2 separate regions of the Mus musculus genome follow, and region 2 is linked to region 1. The links are chromatin loops, found by intact Hi-C in ENCODE. Cell type or tissue: heart. All regions are shown on one strand. Each heading gives the region's core, and the rest is flanking DNA. Links, peaks and the distances in the headings are about the cores only.

Evidence for each region. A loop is a pair of places that touch in the nucleus more often than their neighbours do. Peaks named below come from ENCODE experiments on the same cell type or tissue, not always from the same donor. Only the 100,000 strongest peaks of a DNase experiment are listed, where the experiment ranks them.
Region 2: it touches region 1 in a loop (2.1-fold over the local background); 10 of 42 quality-filtered maps call a loop at or near these places.

Annotation. Positions count from the first base shown.
Region 1 is chr14:118,630,542-118,641,620 of GRCm38, forward strand. It overlaps Abcc4 (ATP-binding cassette, sub-family C (CFTR/MRP), member 4), which reads right to left. Exons shown (of 31, transcript NM_001033336.3): 5 at 1,557-1,646; 6 at 438-601. Among named protein-coding and RNA genes, the nearest start is that of Gm52104, 6.7 kb to the right of the region's middle. In heart, for the core only: CTCF peaks have their summits at 2,509 (motif pointing right) and 6,808 (motif pointing left); DNase peaks (open chromatin) are centred at 5,080 and 7,969.
Region 2 is chr14:118,686,508-118,697,586 of GRCm38, forward strand. The region is part of intron 1 of Abcc4 (ATP-binding cassette, sub-family C (CFTR/MRP), member 4); the gene reads right to left. It overlaps Gm41247 (a long non-coding RNA gene), which reads right to left. Exons shown (of 2, transcript XR_874959.1): 2 at 8,595-10,694. Among named protein-coding and RNA genes, the nearest start is that of Gm41247, 5.7 kb to the right of the region's middle. In heart, for the core only: no CTCF peak of the experiment used is centred there; DNase peaks (open chromatin) are centred at 4,014, 4,634 and 5,024; H3K27ac peaks cover 401 bases.

The DNA.
Region 1 (11,079 bases), core at 2,069-10,068:
TGAGATGCCAATTGTCCTCTGACCTTCATATATGCACTGTGGCACATGTGCACCGTCCCCATAGACACACAACGGACGGACGGACGGATGGGTGGATGGATGATGGGCGGAATAAAATATACAAAATAAAATAATTGTGTTTACTACCACTTGATTTTAACAACATCTACATGCGTAACTTACAGCAAGGATGCTTTCTAAGTGGTTACACTGAAAAGCCAGCAGAGAGCAGCCAGCCAATACCTTCCCCCTTCCCCTTCCAAGACCAGCCCTCCGCTTATGGCTGGAGTACCCCCAGCTAAGCCTGAAGGGCCGGCAGCATATGCAGAAAATATAAGAAGTTTCTATTTTGTTTCTGGGTAGCAGTCTCAGGCAGGGGCGGAGAGGGGACTGGTGTTACCAAACAGGACATCTCTTCAGCCCAGCGTCCCTCTTACCGCAGTGACGAGAACAGCTTCCCGATGCAGCTTTGCAGAGGCAGAAGAATAACCAGAACGGCCAAGCCCGCCAGGCAGGAGATTCCTATCTCCACCCAGAGGAGGACGGTTACCGCGATGGCCTGCAGCGGCCCTGCCCACAGAAAGTGCAAGAAGATTGTCACCTGCAGATACAAAGCCCACACATGCTTAGGACTGTAAATAAAACAAGACAGGTGGGAACGCATGCCAGCAACATTATGCTCCAAACGGGAAGACAAGAATGCAAAGAGAACCGGGGCTCAGCGAGCGGGCTTAACACTGCTGAGGCAGAACCGTAGGTCTCACTGCAGATGCTACACTTGTGCGATGAACAGTAGACCGTGGTCCCTGTTATAAGATGGATAGACTGCACCATCCCAGAGACGGTCCCGATCTTTAATTCCTCGTGTGTGGAAGCGAACCCACCCTCTGCTCTACAAGTGAACTGCATCTCCCCTGGGTCTCCCCAGAAAAGCCTATGCTATGGCGCCTACCACACTCTGCAGGTGAGGTGTATGTCTGATGAATGAAAATCTGAAAGGGGAATGGTTGCTGGGCAGATCTGACCTAAAGCTAGAGTGATCAATCTGTAAGGTGACCGACCATAAAAACGGGTGTGGGCGAGAGCCGTAAATTCTAGCTAGGTAGCACCATGCGACATGCCCTATCAAACTGTTCCTATGAACCAGGTACCACATGGAGGGGGGCTGTACTGCACACTCCTGCCCTCCAATACTTGGGTCCTTTAGAAAAAGAGAAAGACAGACAGACAGCTGGCTGCTCCTCTGTCATGTGCTAAAAATTACTATGAGGAGGTAGCCCCTCGAGACTATCACTGCACTAACCAAGTCGGGAGGAATATTGCTCTCCGCCAACTCACTGTAGATGTGTGCTGCAGGCAACATCAGAAAAGCAAAACTGGGCTCTATGGGGTCAACACATCTTACCACACCTATGCTGCACACAGAACTGAGATGTGGCTTTAAAGTGCCTATGTCACAACTTCAGAAAAAATCCTAGTCTACACCAAAACCCTCACATTCCAACAGATTAAAAAGGGGGAAAATTGGGGCAGGAACTGACAGAGATGGAACGTACTTGGTCGAATTTGTTCACGTCGTTGGACAGCAGGTTAACTATCTGGCCTGTGGTTGTCTTCCCCATGGCCGAGTTACTTAACCGGAGTGCCTGGAATAAATGAGCAGAGTGGAGAATCAGATCCTGTCCTAACACTCTCGCAAGCACGGGAAAAAGAGAAACGCATGTTCATGGGGTCTTCTGTGGTGTAAAAGCCATGACGACAGCCCTAATGTCTGGCACCAACAGCAATATCTTCAAGGACAGCAACGGAGGTGAAGGAAGCAGGAGAAAATCAACTCATTCTTATTGATGAATGGCCACATGCCCCGTGTATGTCAGTGGACACTCCACAGCCTACCAAAGTAAACCAGCTCAGTAGGGAGACGGTGGAAGTAGAGAAAAATGCAGGATTTGTATGAACACTGAATGTGCTATTAATTCTTGGCCAGATATCACTTAAGTACACGTGGTCATGGCTTCTGCCTCCTGTATATGGAAACGGCCCTCGCTTGTCTCCAAGAGTCACAAATGAAAGAGAAGCGGCGCTTCTGTCTTGGGTATCTGCCAGAGACAGGGCCCAGAGGCACAGGAGGACCCACAATTGGGACATGGCAGAAGCACTTGTGATGAATTCAGTCTGAGGTCTCGGGCAGCAGAGCAGTGGACAGATACTGGGGAAGGTCTCCTTCTCCGGCATGGTGGCAGGAGAACAGGGGACAAGGAACAGCTTCAGGGGACAAAGGAAGGTGCCATGGATCAATGAGCAGCTTGTGAGACGTACAGAGGAGAGAAAGGTGGGGTGGCTAAGTAGAGAAGGCCCAAAGCTGATCTTGGAGGGGAGAGAGAAGTAGCTAAAGTCGGAACGAGAACCTGGAACAGTGAAGACGGTTTGTCTTGGGTTTTTGTTTTGTTTTGTTATTGTTGTTAAAAATTCATTTATTTTCTATGAATACACAGTAGCCATCTTCTAATACACCAGAAGAGGGCGTCAGATCCCATGACAGATGGTTGTGAGCCACCATGTGGTTGCTGGGACTTGAACTAAGGACCTCTGGAAGAGCAGTCAGTGCTCTTAACCATTGAGCCAACTCTCCAGCTCGTTTTTAACTTTAAGCTGGAGTGCACCACATTGCCAGATGAAGAGAAAACAAAGAGACTGCAGTAGACACCAAGGCAACAGGTAATGAATGACCAGGCAGCTATGTAAAGGCAAAGGAGAACCAGATATAAACAACACTAAAATACAAGTAACTCCATGCAACATGAGTTACCAACCATAAGACGGCCCGTCTGTAATTCTGACACTGGGAAGGCAGAGGCAGGAGGATCGCAGAAAGTTCAGGGCCAGCCTAGGCAGCAGAACAAGGTAAAGACCAGCAAGGCAAGGTGGAGAAAAGACACACTCCGTGGACGACACCATGCTCATGCAAATAGGAGAAACACAAATTGGCATTTCATGTTTAAAAAAGAAAAAAGCAAAAAATGAGGACATGAAGTCGGGCAAAGGTAGAAAGAGATCTAGAGAAAGAGTGGGGAGGGGTATGGTAAAGATATGCTGCATGCATGGTTGAAGTTTTCAAAAAAAAGTAATAAAGATGTTACAGTTAAAATACATGGGAGCACAGGGCTGCACGGGTCTGCACGGGTCTGCACAGGTCTGCACAGGTCTGCACAGGTCTGCACAGGTCTGCACGAGACCGGGTCTAGTGCTGAGAGTAGAAGTGCATTCACACCCCATCCCTAGTCCAGAGCAATCTCTAATTGATAACCACTTGCAAATGACAATTTAGTTTTCTTCAAGGGAATCTCACTGGGAAAAACAAACTACTCTTAAGGGCAGGCCACGTGGCCAACAGGGTGGCCAAGAGGAAGGGAACTTAACCATATCTCTGGGAGGTCTTGTCTCATAGTGTCCTGCTGGGGAGTTTGGTTTCTTTTGTTTACTCTTCTTTCTCTTTTCTTAACCCTACAGGTTCCACCACCACGCCCTGCCCCCCATGTGAATGCATACATACATGCTTACATACACACATATATATGTATATATCTGGTGGTGTTTCTATAGGATTCCTGAGTCTGTGATCCAATGGGTCTCTGTGTCTTTATCTGTTTCTTATACCTTTTCTTGTTCTTTTCCTTCTGTCTGTCCTGTTCTACTCCAGTGTAATTGTTTTGTTTTATATTAATATCATCACTTAGAATCCCGTTTGTTTTCTAATGAGAGACAGAAAGAGCGTGGATATGGATGTGAGGGGAGGTAGGGAGGAACTGGGAGGTATGGAGGGAGGGGAAACTATAATTAGAATATATTATATGAGAAAAAAATCTATATTCAAGAAAAAATATAATAAAATTTGGTTCATACTGTACCATTTTCTGTTTAGTGCTCTCTCCCAACCTGGGGCTACAATAAAGCCTCAAGCCCCTTTTTTCCCATTTCTCTGTGTGTGTGTGTGTGTGTGTGTGTGTGTGTGTGTGTGTGTGTGTGTGTAAGCCTATATAATGAGACCATGTTTAGAGAAAGAAAAACAACAGCAGCCTATATATTATGAAGAGAGTATACAGGTACCACAGAAAGAGACAGAACTCAGGGACTTTGGCCACTGACTTTTCACTGGCTATGTGAAAATATTTTTAGCACCTACGTTTATATTGAAACAAGTGTCAATCCTATATGCAGAAAACACACTGCAAACTTATGAATGAATACTTGATTTTATTTTTTTGTTGTTTGTTTGTTTTGTTATTTTTGATATTTTGAGTCTATGTAGCCTTGACTGTCCTGGAACTCACTACGTACGACAGGCTAGCCTTGAACTCACAAAGGTCCGCCTGCCTCAGCCTCCCAAATGCCAGCCTTGATGCCCAGTTCTAATAGTTAAAGTAAGATGACAACCAAGCATGGGCCCCCATGCCTGTAATCCCTATACCCTACAGGTAAAGACAGGAGGGTTGAGTTAGAGGCCAGGCTGCGCTATAAAGACAGACCTTGGATTTTAAAAGCCCAAATGAACAAGTAAAGAATGAAATGAGGCACACAAAAGACATCCCATACTCTAATCCTAAATTGATCACAACAACTAAACAGAAAACAAAAGTCAGAACAGCATGCAATGTGTCTCCTCAGCATCACAGTCAGAGGGCGCACAGCGATGAGTGAGACCCCAGTGGCCATCTGTGTGGGACACAGACCCTCTCTCATGCAGGGCTACCTGTCACTGAGACCACCTGTACTGCAGGGAAGGAAAGCCAGGCTGTTCCAGAAGCTACCAGAGCTGTGCAATCAGTCTCAAACTTAGTATGTTCTGTTTCATTTTTAAAAACCCATCTCACTACAGTGAGATCAGAGGGAAAAAAGCAAAGAACAGAACAGTGACGTGCCTTTAATATTATCAGTGAGGAAGACAGTCACAGACACAACTGGCAGACTCTGTCCTCTGTCACCAGAGAGTGATTAATTGGTGCCAGTCTGCTGGCCTCGCCCGCCAGTATGCAGCCAGCCATTGGCTTGGACGGCACAGGAAGCAGCTGTCCCCACACTCTGACTGCAGGCACTGCAGGACTTCGAGCCCTGAGGGAAGGAAACTCAGTATTGGCCAGGACTCACCTGGCTTTCTGCCCAACCAGAGTGCATTTCCCCAACCAACGAAAAAAGATGCCCACTCTGAACAGGAGAAGCACGTGGAGTTTATGGGTCACAGCCACAGAGGCTAGACCTGGGATTTTTTGTGGGGATTTACCAATGGCTCTTTGCCAAGGCCTTCGCTGTCCAGGGGCAGAGCTGAGTGCCAGAGTGGGAGTCTGAGGTCAGAATGGCTATGAAACGCCAGGGTTCGCCCAGACAGAGCTAAGGTTCTTCCTGACTGCCTCGGCCATTCGATAACGATGCCAGGAAGGCCATGCATTAGTGATAAAGATCTGTCTACAGAGTCGGCCAGGCCCTTGGACTGAGTTCAGAATGGAAATAGCCGCCTTGCAGCTGAGATGCACAGAGAGACAGACAGGGCCACTCTGGTAGGGACCAACCTCCAAAACAGAAACCAACACTCTGTAATCCAGACTCCCTGCAGTATAACACCCCCAACGCAACATGGTAGAGAGATTGTTACAACGAGCAAAGGAGAAAAATAAAAAATTAAAAAAAAAAAAACAGCGACCCATAGTCACAGAGGGTGAGTGTCAATAGAAAGATGCCCAGATAGATATCCAGCTCGTGGGATTAGCAAAGGAACATAAAACAACTGCTGGAATCATGGATATGTAGCCAAAGAGGAACACGGTCACGACAAATGGATAGATGGATGATTTTAGGAGAGAAGTGGACACCATCGAAAAGAATGAAACAGTATTCTAGAGTAGAAAATATACATCTGAAATCTAAAAAGAAAATCTACCAATTAACATTTGTTCCCACTGGATATTTGCAGAGTAACTAAGAGCACGGGGGGAATCGGGGAAGGCTAGGGTTCTACCGGGAACCTCGCACAGGCTAGGCAATCTCGTCTCTCGTCTCTATCATTGACATGCACTCCTAAACCCTCACTGTACATTTCATTTGGAGACTAAGTTGCCCAAACTGGACTTGAACTTGTGACAACACCCTGCTCTGGCCTCCCAAATATCTGGTATTACAAGACCATGTTCTTATTTCTGTAGTTTACAATCGAAAGAACAACGTGAGCGTGCTATAGGAGACTATCATGCAACCCAGTCAAAATCCTGGAGAACAGGTGAGAAACCAACCGTCGGGCAGAAACAGGAACGAGGGCTGAGGCCATGGCTCTGCCAGACATCATCAGCCGATCACGTGCACGGCTTTGATTTGATCCCAGCACCGGGGAGAGGATGGAGGGAGAGAGACAGGAAGGGAAAGGAACGACGATCCTTAGATACGTCCTGGTCAGGTCGGGTAGGAGGCAGCGGGTGCACCAGGAGGTGACTCAGTGGGTATGGGCTCTTCCCACCAAGTCCAAGGATCTGGGTTCAATCACCAGATCAGATAGCAGAAGAGAGAAATGACTTCTGCTGCCCTCTGACTATTTGCGAGTGGTGACACAGATACATACATATGCACATACAGAGAGACAGACAGACAGACAGACAGACACACACACACACACACACACACACACACACACACACACATATGTGATTGGGAGCACTAGTTGCTCTTGCAGAGAACCAAGGTTCAGTTCCTGGGATGGCCCATAACCACCTCCACTGCCAGCTTTGAAGGACGTGATGCCCTCTTCTGGCCTCTGTGGGCACTTGCATGCATGAGGTACCATATAGACAAGTAAGTACAACATAAACAAAAATAAATTTAAAAAAATTAAAATTAAAAAGCAAACAGTCTCCCCCCGCCCCACCCCCGCCCATTCATTGTTAAACTATGTTTTTATCTGGATTATTTTTGGCTGTAAATATGAAACGTAAAGCAGAAGCATGCACATAAATGCCACATATCAACGTGGGTAGCGTGGTGAGACAAGTGTCCTTCACTTCCACAGAAGTGACTGCCGAGGAGGACGGGTGGGGTGTGCTTTCCCCTTAGGAGTCTGGGAGGGCTAGGCTTGATTGGAAGGATCTGGAATTACAGAGGGAAACATCTGGGTTTGCCTGTTGACAGGCTTGCTAGGTTAGGCTAACTGAGGTGGGTCACCGCCCATGTAAGTGGCACCGTCCTACCGTCTATGGCCAGGGACACATAAAGAGTGAGTCCTTCCGGGCGGTGGTGGCTCACGCCTTTAATTCCAGCACTTCAGAGGCAGAGGCAGGCGGATTTCTGAGTTCGAGGCCAGCCTGGTCTACAGAGTGAGTTCCAGGACAGCCAGGGCTACACAGAGAAACCCTGTCTCGAAAAACAGAACAACAACAAAAAAAAAAGAGTCCTGACGGAGCATCCATACGCATCTCTCCCTGCTCCCTGAGGCCAGCGGCATGTGCCTCATGTCACCCACATCACCGAGAGGCCGTCCCTTCCTGACAGACTCCACTCTCTAACTGGGAGAAGAACTAAAGCGGAAGACTCATAACTAATGAAGTATCCGGCTGCCATTTTCACAGAAACCTTCTAGAGACCCCCGTCTAACAGTCCTGCCAATACAGGTGTGAACACCTCCTGATCACACTGCAGATTCCTCACCAACTCACCCTTACCGCTGTCGACCCTCAGTGTGAGGCTTCTCCCAGAATGCCTCAGGCCTGTGCGCTTGGATTCCTCAGTCGATTCTCCCTCGTCCCCTGTCACCAGGCTCAGCACACTAGTCCCCATGACTCCCTATCGTATTGAGACCACTGGGTCAAGGCAGAGCAGCAGCATGTAGACCCCTGAGGGACCTTCAGAGTGCAGTGTTCGTGACCCCACCCCAGTCTGTTAGATAAGGTGGCTTCCAGGTAAGCGGGGCATTACTGGGACAGGCAGCTATGCAGGGCGACTGCATAGCTCGCTGAAGCAGAGGCCACCTGGATTTTCCCGATGTTACTGGCTGGAGATGCTTAGTAATGCTGTCACGCCCTCTTCATGATTGCACAACTAAAAGCGGCTGTGCTGTTTCTCAAAGGGAGGCTGCAGGGACTGCCCAATATCCTCCAGCGATAAGATGAGCATAACGGGAGAATAACGGCTGCACCAGGCCAGGCTTGTGCCCTCTCATTCCGGAGAGAGAAACTGGTTCAGGGAAATGAAAAACCGCAGACAAAACCAACAACCTGCCTCTCGCTATAGTCTGATAGTCTGGCACCTTAGGGATTTCTTTTCTGTTTTGCTTTATCTGACTGTCTATGGCTAGCAGATCTGTCCAGCTCTGAAGGACGACGCAACATTCACCTGCATGAGGTACCTGATAGATGGCTTTCCTTTCACCCCACTTCTACCAGAGGCCACAGCTAAGGCATCAGACATGCACACGCTGACTAGCCTCGCCTGTCTGGCCGTGAGGATATGCATGTGACCCCACCTGACTCCCCCACTTCGGGGAAGGGCCCTGGGATCCATGCTCTGAGGTCATGCTGAGTGTCAGTCACACATGACGATCCCAGAGAGTGCAATTCATCAGGAGCCGCCACATTCCCTCGCCTCTCCCACTTCCAGGACAGAGACGAGGTTTGCTCAAAGCCACCGTGGGTCCCTGAGGTCGGACTCTCTAAAGGCTTGGGAGCCCAGGTCAAAGCATGGACAACCACGCTCTGCAACCATAGGATGTCAGAAAAGATGCTAGACGCAGGATCTCAGGGCTCCCCGGGTGTCCATGGTACTCGGGAACGTTTTAGAAAGCCTAATTATGAGCTAAGAAGAAGTGTTTTGACGAGTACGAGCCATCAGTACAGGGTGACAGCAAACCCGCACCACTGAACCGGCTCCACGGTTAACTGCCACTGCACAGCTCACGGCAGTCTGTCCGAAGCGAAAAGACAGCTCCACAAGACAGCAGAAAGACCTCTCTCTCATGCACACCCTTCTGCCACCAATTCCTACGTTTGAAGAGAAGCCCCATGAGGGGGAAAGAGAAGGAGAGGCCGCAGCAATCCTAGTGAAGCTGAGTTATAGGCAACAGTGTGAGAAAGCCCAAAAAGATAAGGTTGGTGAGAAGAGAACCTTTCAGGGAGGGACAAGGAGACAAGCGGCTACGGTCCTCTAAGAATCCTGGTATGTTTTTCTTTCTGGTTTGCCTCTAAAACACAAAACTACAAAATGGGTTTATATCTTATTTCTTCTGGAAAACAGCATGTTTAATAATGAAAATTTACATGTGAACTCAAAACCGACTCCTGTATAACAACTATATGCACAATCATTTTGGACTATATGTTCAGTATTTTTTTCATCATATGCCTTCTGTCAGGACAAAAGAGCAACTGGATAGAGCAATGTGACAGTGCCTGACTTACCATGGCGTATAATGGCATATAGTTTTACTGAGAATCAGTCAAAAGGAAAATACTGGGCCTGCGAGGTGGCTTGTGGGTAAAAGCGGCAGTTTCCAAGACAAGCTGAGTGATCCCTTGGAACCCCAATGCTGGAAGGGAGTGGGGAGCCCCGGAAACTGTAATCTGACCCCCAAACATGCACGGTAACGTGTGTGTGTGTGTGTGTGTGTGTGTGCACGTGTGAGTGCATGAGTGTATGTCTGTGTATGTATGTCTGTGTGTGTATGTGTATGTGCACATGTGTCTATGTGTGCATTTCTCTGCATGTGTCTTGTGTGTGTTTGCATGTGCCTGGCATGCTTGTGAGTCTGTGGTGTGTGTGTGTGTGTGTGTGTGTGTGTGTGTATGTGTATGTGTGTGTATGAATGCAATTTTACTTTTCACCCTAAGGTTGTGTGTTTACTAAAGTATCACTCTTGTGTGGGTGGCTGGTCACCCATCATAAACTATAAGTAACAATGCAGACGTTTTAATATTGCAAAATGAGTGGTTCCCTCACTCATTCCTGTCCCTCAAAGCCATGTTTGAAGCTTTGAGGACGCCTGTAAGTAATAAATCAGTAGGGAGCATTGCTTCTGCCAAGAGAGAAAAAGAACAATGGACTTCAGGCCATGCAGTCTAAGTACTGCACACTGCACCGTGTACCACACTTCTCAGAAGCACCAATCCCTAACCTTTCCCAAGAAGAAGAACAAGGCCATGGAGAGAAAGGCCCAGCACAGGTGGCCCTCTACAGGAAACTCGGCACAGGTGGCCCCCTACAGGAAACACGGCACAGGTGGCCCTCTATAGGAAACACGGCACAGGTGGCCCTCTACAGGAAACACGGCACAGGTGGCCCTCTACAGGGAACACAACACAGGTGGCCTTCTACAAGGAACACAGCACAGGTGGCCCTCTACAGGAAACACAGCACAGGTGGCCCTCTACAGGGAACACAGCACAGGTGGCCCTCTACAGGAAACACGGCACAGGTGGCCCTCTACAGGAAACACGGCACAGGTGGCCCTCTACAGGGAACACAGCACAGGTGGCCTTCTACAGGGAACACAGCACAGGTGGCCCTCTACAGGAAACATGGTCATTTTCAAGTTACTTTTTCCAAACCCTGTATCTCCCCACTCCTTCGGGCTCAAAGACTAGTTTATCAAGCAGATGTAGATAGACTAACATCTGTAACCTCCTGGAGATGGGGACAGAGACAATAACTGTCTGCTACTAATGAGTCCCTGGGGAGTGCAGGGGAAGAGACGAGGACATACAAACAGGTAAGATGGTGCTTTCTCAGAGCTTAGAGCAGACAGGAAAGAATCTCTGAAACCCTTTCCTTTTTCTCGAAGGAGCAGCAGACACGTCATCACGACCACTCATGTGGCCGCACTGCCATTTTCCCACAGGAACTGGTCCTGAAGAGTCATGACCAAGTTCATTACTCAAAGTGATACTGATATATATATATATATATATATATATATATATATATATATACACCAGCTGTAAAAGGACAACCACTCCAGGAGTCCGTTAAATCAGGTGCTTGGAGAGTGGTCCAGCTCACAGAGCTAGAAATCAGGATGGTGGTTGCTAGGGACCAGGGTGGAATGGAGAGTGG
Region 2 (11,079 bases), core at 1,462-9,461, 55 kb after region 1:
ATAACTGTACTTCAAAATACAGGCTCTGGACAGGTTACTCTATGATAACCCTGAGAACCCACTTACAGCCTCGCATTTCTAAAGGGGAGAATTACAAACCACAGGCTTTTCTGGTGGGCAGCCCTGTGTCAGTGAGGCAGAACTGAGGAAAATTCCAGGCGAGCCAGTTCACGCTTTGAAGCATCAGGGCAGTTACAAACATACAACCCTCATCCAGAATAGCCACAGATTCGGAGAACAAAAAAACCCTTTGACCAGTCTCCCTCGGCCATCTACTAAAGGGTTTATGTGGTAAAAAATAAAGAGAAGAGGAAAAACTCTACAATGAACTTCGGGGCATTTTCTGAAATGGCTTTCCTTAAATTAACAACAACAACAACGGTGACGATGCCCTTCTCCAATTTCACTGTAAAATATTCCACGGAGCCACAACTGTGCACAGAGTTGGAAAAACTAAAGCAACTAAGGAGGACACAAACAGGGTCTGCCAGACAGAAGCAATGGAGTGAAGGAGACTTTGACTCACACATGGCCTGCCAGACAGAAGCAATGGAGTGAAGGCGACCTTGCAAACAGGGTATGCCAGGCAGAAGCAATGGAGTAAAGGAGACCCTTGCAAACAGGGTATGTCAGACAGAAGCAATGGAGTGAAGGAGACCTTGATTCATGCTTGGGCTGTCATCCGCAGGCTGGATTGATTGCCTAGTCCCCACCATCCCACCACCAAACCCAGCTTTCTGAATACCATCTCCAAGCTAACCCAGAGGGAACTCTAGCCAGGCTTCTGGTCCAGCGTGCCTGTGCCTTACTGGAAAGAGGAGGAGGACACCACAGACGCAGCCCCCCACCAGCCTGGGACAAGAACTGTGGAAGACATTCCTAACCCACAAGAGACAGTACAGTATCACCTCCGCTGTGTCCCTTCAAGTTGGCCAAAGTCAGAGGGGCACTTACTCCTGACCCCTAGGGTTAGGGCCCTCAGCCACCCCACAGCCACAGCACATGATAGCAAGTAGTCCTGCATCTCAGTCCTTCTCCAGGAATCTGAAGGCAAGGCTCCAGGAAGCTGAAATCATAACAATTCATTGGAATTGACGCCTTAAGCATGTACTATGCAAAAGGCTCTTTCCAAGAGTTCTAGACCACAGATTATGGTCTCTATGCAACTCACATTCCAGGATACTGAAGAGAGCCAGGCTCAGAAGGACAGGTTCTACACAGTGAACCAACAGGGAGCCACAAGGTGGTGGGGTGGGGAGATAGCTTAGACAGCAAGAGGCAGGGCTCCTTAAATGAGAAGTTGGGGGCCAGCGTGTCCCAATCAAAGGCAGCACGGAGAGCAGAAGCCCTGCAGTCCACTGCATTCCCGGGACGTCCTTACCAACCCACGTGTGCTGAGTGTGTTGGGTAGAGAGCATTAAGTTGTCCCAAGGATGGGAGAGAGCAGAGCTGGGAGAAGCAAGGGGAATCGGGAAACATCAACCATGACTTCCCTCGTCCTTCATCCAGGCTACAGGATGAACAGGATGCTGAGAGAAGATTCCAGGGCCCTAACCAGCAGCTGACTGAGAGGGATGCAGACATTTTTTGACCTCAGTGGGAGAGGATGTGCCTAATCCTATAGAGACTTGAGGCCCCAGGAAGGGGGATGCACCTCTCAGAGACAAAGGAGGCGGAGGCGGGGGAGGGATGAAGCACTATGGGACAGAGTACCGGGAAGGGGAGCAACACCTAGAATGTAAATAAATAAAATTATTAATTAAAAAAATACTACTTGATGGTGGGTAGAGAGGTGACTAGGCTGTGATTCCCAGCACACACATGGCAATTCACACAGGGCTACACCTCCAGTTCCAGGGGATCTAATGTCCCCTTCTGGCTTCTACAGGCAATGCACATACATACCACACGTGGTGCACAGACATACATGTAGACAAAATACCCATACACATTTAAAGGCAACAACAACAAAACAAGATCCTAACTCAAAGAGAACATGACCAAGAAGGAAGGACTGCTCAACTAGAGCAAACTCACCCCGAACCCCAGGCCCTCAGACACGGAGTTCCCACACACCAAAGGGAAGAAAATACCAAGTAAGAGTCTCTTCTGTCAAATGCTATAGAACTGTGTTTAGGACACGAGATTCAAGTCATTTTATCTCTCCTGCCTGGTTAAGACTTTTATGCAAATGTTTTACACACACACACACACACACACACACACACACACACACACACGCGCGCACACATACACACTAAAGCCCTTATTTGCACAAAGGCTCTCTTTGGAGCAGTGTGCCTCCCTCCCCTTCGTTCATTACCTGTGTGCAGGTTTTTCAGACTACCCAGCTGTGAGGTTGGACCCCAGCCAAGGGGAAATGGCAGTCACAACCTGCCTTACAATAAATCTAAATACACTTATTGTCTGTCTTTGTTTGCCCTCCAGGGAACACTCTCTTGATCAAAAGGACAGCTGGCCTTGTCTGGACACTTGCACTGGAGTGTGGTCTCCTTCTTTTTTGAACACAAACTTACTCCTAACATCGGAATTCACTGCCCGACTCTGCCCCCTGAGCAGACCCCAAGGCTTCAGGAGTCTCCCAGGTCCAGTGTCTCACACTGCCCACCGCAGGACATAGGCAAGTGTTGGCACCAAACATGTCACCCCAACAGAACAGCCAGGTGGTTCAGCTAACTAAGAACACAGAGACCTGAGGTCCCAGAGGCCTCCCGGCCTCTCAGGGTGTCTTTGAAACCTGGATACTTGGCAGTTCCCCTGAGTTTGTCTGAGCACTATGCTTGCCCGGCCTCTAGCCTCTAAAGCCAGCTGCTCACTTCTAATCACTGGCTAAACTCACCCCCTTTCACCCCCAGGCCCCACCCCACCCCCACCCCCTGGCTCCAGGAGACAGGACTACACATGGATGTCTTAGGTACCTGTCACCCCACCACCACCCCCATGTTCCATTGAACCTCACAACTGACCAATTCAGATGACTACTATAAACAGCCATTATCCTACATAAAAAAAAAGCAATGGTTGTATTAGTTCATTTTTGAGGATACCTGCTCAAAAAGCAGTAAGTTGTCATTTATTGTTAACCCTGGTAAAGCATATACCAGATATCTACATTATCCGGTCTACAGGTCAGGATGCAAGCCCCAAAAGCCAAGGATACTTGGCAAGGATACTCCCAAGTGCACCAGGTCACCTGGTAGGAGGGAAAGGATTTTTAACAGAGTAAGGGAAAGCTGGTTCACACCTTTAACCCCAGCAGTTAGGAAGTGAAGGCAAAAAGATCAAGTCAAAGCCAGGCTCAACTACATATCAAGCTCATGGCCAGCCTAGAAGACATAGAGAGGAGTTAAGGGGGAGGGAGAGAGGGAGGGAGGGAGGGAGGGAGGGAGGGAGGGAGGGAGGGAGGGAGGGAGGGAGGGAGGTTAGCTCTCATCTCAGATAACCATCCATTCCCATGATCCTTGGATTTCATGGTAAATCAGGGCAGGGTTGTCTTCCTCCTTTGTGGGGAAGGAGCAAGGAGAGAGAGCCTGTCGAAGTGACCACTTCCTTTTAAAAAGAGGAGTAATGGTTGGGGTGTGGCTCCATGGTAGGGTGTCTGCCAGCATTCGGGAGTCTGTAGGTATAATTCCTAACACACACACACACACACACACACACACAGCATAAGCATCACATAAGAACACAAACCCACAGGAGACTCTGGTACAGAAAGCACTGACCCTTCCCCCTACCATCAAAACAGACGCCAGATCTCTAAGGAATCTGGCAGCGGGTGAGAAACTGAGTTTGGCTGTTTGTGCAGTGTGGTATGCATGCTTCAGAAACTGCACTTTGGGGGGACCTGGGGCAGGCAAGCACAACTTGTGCACAGTAAACCACCACATCCCACAGGAAGCTGTTCTCTGACCGTACCGACTGTGCATGAAGCCCATCATAAGCACATCTCTCTCCCAGCCTTGGACTTGGAGCTGCTGCAGCCGGGAACTGGGCACCCCGCCCGTCCCTTTTGTTCAGGTTGCGGCTGGTAGCACCTCACCCTCCGTGCCACAGTGCACAGTGTCCTCAGCTGGAGACAGAAGACTGCTGCCGGTGGCAAGCCACTAACCAGGTTACGGATGGCACTCTCCCTTCCCTTAGGAAAGCTGCCTGCAAGGTCTGCATCCCTTACAGATCTCAGAAGCCACTCTTGCGGGGTAAGACACCTCTGCCTTTGGAGAAAAGGTGACCCACAACCTACAGCCCAGACAGCCTCACTGGGCACGGGTTTTTGTGGATGTTGGAACACGGGTCAATTTGCTGGGTGTGAAGGAAGGAAAAAAGATTTGTTTCTTTGTTTCTTTGTTTTAGGTATATGAGTACACTGTAGCTGTATAGATGGTTGTGAGCCTTCATTTGGTTGTTGGGGATTGAATTTAGGACCTCTGCTCTCTCTGGTCAACTCTGCTTGCTCAGTCCCTTCAGCAGAAGCGGTCAGTGCTCTTAACCTCTGAGCCATCTCGACAGCCTGAAGGGAGGAAGGAAGAAAGAAAAAAAAAAAAAGCCTCGAGTACAGAGACGGGAGACGCCTGTGTCAGAGAAGGCCTACGGAAGTAAGGCCCAGGGAGGAAGTCTGGGCTAACTAACACTTGCCCACTGCCAATGCCAGTTCCTGGGGAGCTACGGGACACACAGGGCCAGGCTGCTTCTTGCCTAAGACTCCAAATTACTCCTCAGGAAGGACACTGCAGGCACGACACTTGCTACTGGAATCCTTAAAATTTTCATTCAAGTTCAGCTTTCTCTTCCCTTGAAATGCTTACCAGGAAATGGATCTCCGGACCCGAGAGAGAGGAAATGAAATGCACACTGCGTGCTTTGCTGGAGACCCTAAAAGAGTTGCATCTGGCAGCCTTCCACAGGGACTCACAATGGCTTCAGGGTCATCTAAAGTTGGCCAGTCAAGGTTTGAAGGGACCATCAAAAAACCATCATGGCTGCCGGCCTTTCCCGCATCCTGACAATGTTCGGTGCTAGCTGACACTTAAGCACCGAGGTTTGCCCTTAAAAGAAGTCAATTCCCAGAAATCAAAGGCCACTAACTCCCTCTCCCATGCCCCTAAGCTACCAGCTCTGTGGGAAATCCTGTCCGGCTGCACCTTATCCTTCCTGGAAGGGACTCTTAGAAAATGAAACTCCTCCTCCCAAGTGAGGAATCCCTCCCAAGGAGCAGAGATGATGGGGCTGCTTGGTGGAATTTCCCTTCAAAAGCCTTCATCTTACTAGGGGACAGTTGGCAGCAGAAGTGGCCAGCCATCCACCCGAGAGAGGGAAGACGAGAGACCCTGTTCTGCCTTAACCCAAGGGACTAATCTTCCCTTTACAAACACTTTCCGGAAAAACAGTGCTGTGCTATATACTTAAAGGAGCACAGGACAGAGGATTTGGGGGCAGCCAAAGAGCACAATGGAGCCATCTCTCTCTCTCTCTCTCTCTCTCTTTCTTTCGTCACTGCTAATATCGGATCCCCCAAGGACTTGACTGGGGTTTTCCCCAAAGCAAACCAGTCTGGAGCATTTGCATGTTGAAGAGAAACTGCAGAGTATGAGCCCATGTTGGTTCATAGCCTGGAAGAACACAAAAAAGCATACACACCGGACAGCCTCCTGCAAAGACACACGACACACCCCACAGGCGCCGGGGGACCAGGACCAACAATAACAGTGACCCAGGTTCAAAAGCTATAATTTGCTTAGAACACTGAGACTGCTTGTCCAGAGACAGAGCTTTCCTTCTTCAGTTTAATCAACAACAGCGTTCTGAAGGGTGGCTGGGAGTCGGTTCCACGTCGGAAGACGTTCTGGAATTACAGCAGAACCTGACTCGTGAACTCTGAAGGGAAAGGGAGAAGCTGTGTGGTGAGAGCTGCCGAGACAGAGGGAGAATCTCAGGCAAGCTCAGCAGACAGGGGACAGGTCAGAACAACGGCCCCAGCTAAGGACAACGGGACACTTCATGTATCCGTGGCTTCTGGGAGGCATGTGGATTCCATTCATCTGCCCTGGCTACTGTGAACTACAGTCCAAGTGGCTGCAAACGAAGAGAGAATTACTCCCTCCCAGTTGCAGAAGCTGGAAAAGCAAGATGAAGGTGGCATCTGAGCTGGTTTCTTCTGAGGCCTCTACTTCCTGTTAGGTGTGGCCCCCACCACCGCCACCACCCCCGCACTCCCACCCCAACCCAGCGTCTTGACGTGATCCTCTCTGATTCCCGGCATCCAAATAAATGTCCACGGTATGGAGTGTCCACAAATACAAAGAGGAAATCTGGACACTAACCTTGAATTAAAAAGTTTATCACAATCAGACAATTCACTCTTAATTACCTATTTTAGAGATCTTATCTCAAAGTACAATCACAGTCTACAATACTAGGGGGCTAGGCATTCAACTTAATGGGTTCTGGGAGTCCCCTGTCCTACAGAATAACAAGCAGCAAGGGAGACGGAGCCAGGTCTATGGAGGAGGAAGGATCTAAGACGGGAAGACAGGTGACCAGGGGTCCTCAGTGGTACCTTCTCACAGCAGAGGGGTCTGCTTGGTGTGGCTATGGTCCATCATGGTCCCTAAATCAGTTAAATAGGTCTCGACTGTGACTGGCGGTTTTGTTGCTTTATAGTGGCTAGAGGAGAGATTATCAGTGTGCCACAGGTGTGAGAGTCTAAGCCTTTGGAAGTTTCACCTGTTAGCATGTGCATAAAGGAAGTGCTGTGCAGCAGAGAGGAAAATAAGGAAAATAATTAATTATGTGGCATTTTGCAAAGTGTGTGTGTGTGTGTGTGTGTGTGTGTGTGTGCGCGCGCGCGCGCGCTCGCCCATGATTCTACCAAGTGCTTATTTAATGCCCAGCTGTGAGGTCATTGAAGCAGGCCGTGACTCAGTTGGAGGCCCTCATTACAGCCACAAGGGCAGCCATTTTTAGTTAAGAGGAGAAGCGGGGGGGGGGGGGGGGGGGGGGGGGGCTGAGGGAAAAGAGCAGTGAAGGAAAGCTTTCTCTCTTTTTTAAAAAACATGTATTCATTTAAAATAAATCTTATGTGGTGGGAGTGGAGGTCAAAGAGCAACCTCAGGAGTCAGTTCTCTCTCTCCATGGTGGGTCATAGACACCATGTGGGGATCTGTTGTTGTTGTTGTTGTTTGTTTTGTTTTAGTGATTGTTTTTGTTTGGGTATTGTTTTGTTTTGAGACAAAAATCTTCTGCCTCCAGATGCTGGAATTGTAAGCATGCCCCACACCTGCTTTGCTTCTGTGAAACCTTCAGAACGGGATCAAAGCTCTCAAGGCCCTGCCTTCTGCGGCTCCTCAACTTTCGGGTGTGCAGCAATCTCCTGGGAGACTGACCACAGTCTGGGGCCCCACATCCAGAGCCCAGCTCCCCCACCAGCCTTACAGCCTCAGCATCTGCCCACTTTTCCTGTGTCAGAAGTTCTCTGAGAACCATCACTGAGGAGCCTATACCTCCAGGTCCAATAGCCCTAGTTACATGGGACCACGGCACAGACCGACATTGGTGTGCTCAACTCTGAAAGAGACGCTCCGATCCCCCCTCCCTTAATTTCAAAATGCTCTGATCTTGAGGACAAGCGGCTTCTTCACAGCCCCGCTAAGTGGCTACATTCTCTCCATGATCTGAGGCCTTTTCCAGGCTGAGTCTTAAGAGAACCCACCCACTACTCCTGGTCACCCTCCCTCGGACATCTTTCACCAAGAGCAAGCTTTCAGGTGTTTGTGTCCACTTTTCCTCTATCAGGCCAGCAAGTGTCCAGTGTCTATCCACATCTCATGCAGACAAGCAGTAGATTAGATTAACTTCAAGATCTCCAGGTCTGGGGGAGTTGGGTCTTGCTCTGCTGCAGTTTGGCTGTGACCCCGGACAAAGGTCTTAACATCTCCAGCGTTGTAAACATTAACCTCTGACTTGGCTTTGGGGTAATGGACACTATTATGAAAGAGGTGAGCCAGCTCAGACCCTGCTGGCGCCACAGGTGGCTCACTCGCTCTGCTACAACTCAGTATTCCCTTTGGGTTCGTGAGCTGGGGTAAGGGTAAACCTGGACACCACGATGCACTTCAGCAGAGGAGGCTGGGCTGAGCGGACTCTGTTGCTCACAGTCTGCTTCACCCTGGAAAAGAGCAGTATTCACCACTCCAAAGGCTGGTGGTAGAGGTTACTATGTTAATATTTAGAAGACGCTTACATAACCCCTACCTAAAATGTTGTTCCCCTGGACAGTGGGATTTCATCCAGCTATAAAGACAAAGTAAATCATGAACTTTTCGGGAAGATGGATGGGTCTGACTATATTTTATTTAGGTATCCCAGACCCAGAAAGAAAAATACATTGCTTTAGTTTGCTTCTGTTACTTTAACTAAATACTATGACCAAAAGCAACTTAGGGGAGAAAAGATTTGATTCGGCGTACAGGTTAGAATCCAGCATGGAGGGACATCAAGACAAGAGTGTCCTAGGGCAACACTGGAGGAACACTACTTACAGGTTTGCTCAGTTCCCTTTCTTATTACAACCCAGGCCCAACTGCCTAGGGACTGTACCACCCACAGTGGGCTGGGCCCCCATGCCCTCAACTACTGTAAAGGAAATGTCCCACAGGCATGCCTCCTGGCCAACCAGATGAGAGCAATTCCTCACTTGAGAGTCCCTCCTTCCAGGTGAGTCAGGTTGACATGTGATGCCAACTGTAACGCACACATGAATGCAGATCCCAGCTTTACATGTTTCTATATGTGCACGTGTAGGATAGAGCGTGAGCAGAGGCCCAAACCCAGAAAGAGGACTATGAGATGGAGGGAAAGGTCTGGGGAGGGTAACGAGGAAATGGGACAGCAAGGAACAGAGACAAGGCGGGGACAAGGAGGCACAGAGAGAGGTATGGATGGGTGAATATGACTAATGACACTTATTGTCTATGTTGATTTAAAAAATAGAAGTAGAAACTCAACAAATAAATAGCTAAAGGAGGGGGAGAAGGGACTGAAAGAAAAGGGTTAGTTAAACAGCTCCTACCAATAGCGAGCTCTACGCAAGGAAAAGGAAACAGACAGCAGCTTCCCCAAACGCAGCCCCCGACTCAGCGGGTCCACAAGACTGAGTAAGACAGGGCGTGGGCATCTTCAGCCGCATGCCCTGGACACAGAGCCTGTGCACTGAAGGAATGGTCAGCAAAGGTTGGGAGTGACTGGGAAACCTCACAGCCACTCCTAGGAGCTACAGGGATCAGACAGGACATGCTACCTGGGGCTCATGCCACTGAGCACATCAAATCTCAATGGAGACGGTATCAGAAGCCTCAAGGCGGGCAGCAGAAACAGCAAGGCTGACTGAGTAAAGATAAGGCCTGAGGTGTGAAGGGGAAGATGGATCACTCAGGGAACAGCTGCAATCAAGAGGTGGCGATGGGACTACTGGGACTACGAGCTATTCCTGCATTCAGACAAAAGGGAGGCGTGGTTGCCAGGTGCCAGGTGCAACTCAGCTTGAGGAAGCAGGAAGCTGTCCAAGCTGTCCAGCAGAAGTCAAATGGTGGAGACCGGCTCACTTTACGGCCAGCCCGGAATGGGGTAGGTGTTGGGTTGCCATGATGCCAGCTCTAGACTGGTTTTCCTTCTCTCTCTGTTACCTCTCCCAAGCCCACGGATAGCGATACCACACGGAAGGTAACCACACGTCTGGGAATGCCTGCCCCCAGAGACACAACCAGAGGGGTCTCCCCGATCTTGGTAACTTAAAATCCAGTCAAGTTGACAGTGAAGGTTAGATATCTCACAAAGAGTCTTCCACGAGAGTCTTCCAGCGTGGTCCCGTAATTGTCTGGGAGAACTCTGTGTCTCCTAGCTCGGGTTTGGCATATGACACCATCGAGCTCCTCGCTCCTACGGACAGGTAGCAGCCATTCTAAATCCAAGCAGCCCAGATTAAAACTAAAATAATCCTTTGCGATTGCCGATACAGCACAAGATAGGTAAGTGGCTCAACTGCGTACTGAGAGGTGAACGAGGGAACACCCGTCTCTGAACCCAGAGAGTTCATCTCTAAATAGGAGGTATTTTCTTGGTAAGTCACAAAGATTCCAAAAAAGGCTCCGTCACCTGAGGCAGTTAAGAGGATTCATACAATGCCACCTGCCACCTGGCAAGCAAGCCTCCGTGTTGTCTGAATGCAGGAGGGGCCTGGTTGTGACAGATGGGTTGGTCCATTGCCACCTCTTGACTGAGAATCTAGGTCAGTGGTGGAGGGCTTGTCTAGAATGCACAAGGCCCTGGGTTCAAATCACAGCACCACATCAAAGCGGAAGAGGAAGTTAATTTTGCTGCAATCCTTCCCACGCACCTGCACGTACTTTACCAGGCTGGCACCTGTTAGGATGGCAGGGTCGGTCTTACCATGGAAAACCCGGAATGTCGATGAGCAACAGAGCGCCTCCAAATACACTTGGAGTCTAGAGGCCAAGCCTACCAGCTTAAACAGGAAACCGGCTCCCTTCTGTTATTCAAAACGGGACAAAGAGCTGGGCCGGAGGTGTACACAAAGGTAGGCAGGTCCAGTGAATTCAAGGTCAGTCTGATCTCCACAGTGAGTGACTTCCGGGATAGGCAGGGCTGTGCTCAGAGACCCACTAGTGAAAATGAATGAATGATTGAATGAATGAATGAAAATAAATAAATAAGTAAATAAATAGATATCACTTGAATTTTTTTCTTTAGATTTATTTATTATTAATTCTAAGTACTCTGTAGCTGTCTTCAGACACAGCAGAAGAGGGCGTCAGACCTTATTACGGATGGTTGTAAGCCACCATGTGGTATCTGGGATTTGAACTCAGGACCTTTGGAAGAGCAGTCAGTGCTCTTAATCGCCGAGCCATCTCTCCAGCCCCCTCACTTGAATTCTAATATACAAACAAACAAACAAACAAAAACCAGGGCAGGAGAGATGGCCCAGCAGTGGGGAGTCTGTGCTGCTCTCACAGAGGACAGGAATTGAGGGGCCCAGCAGGAATC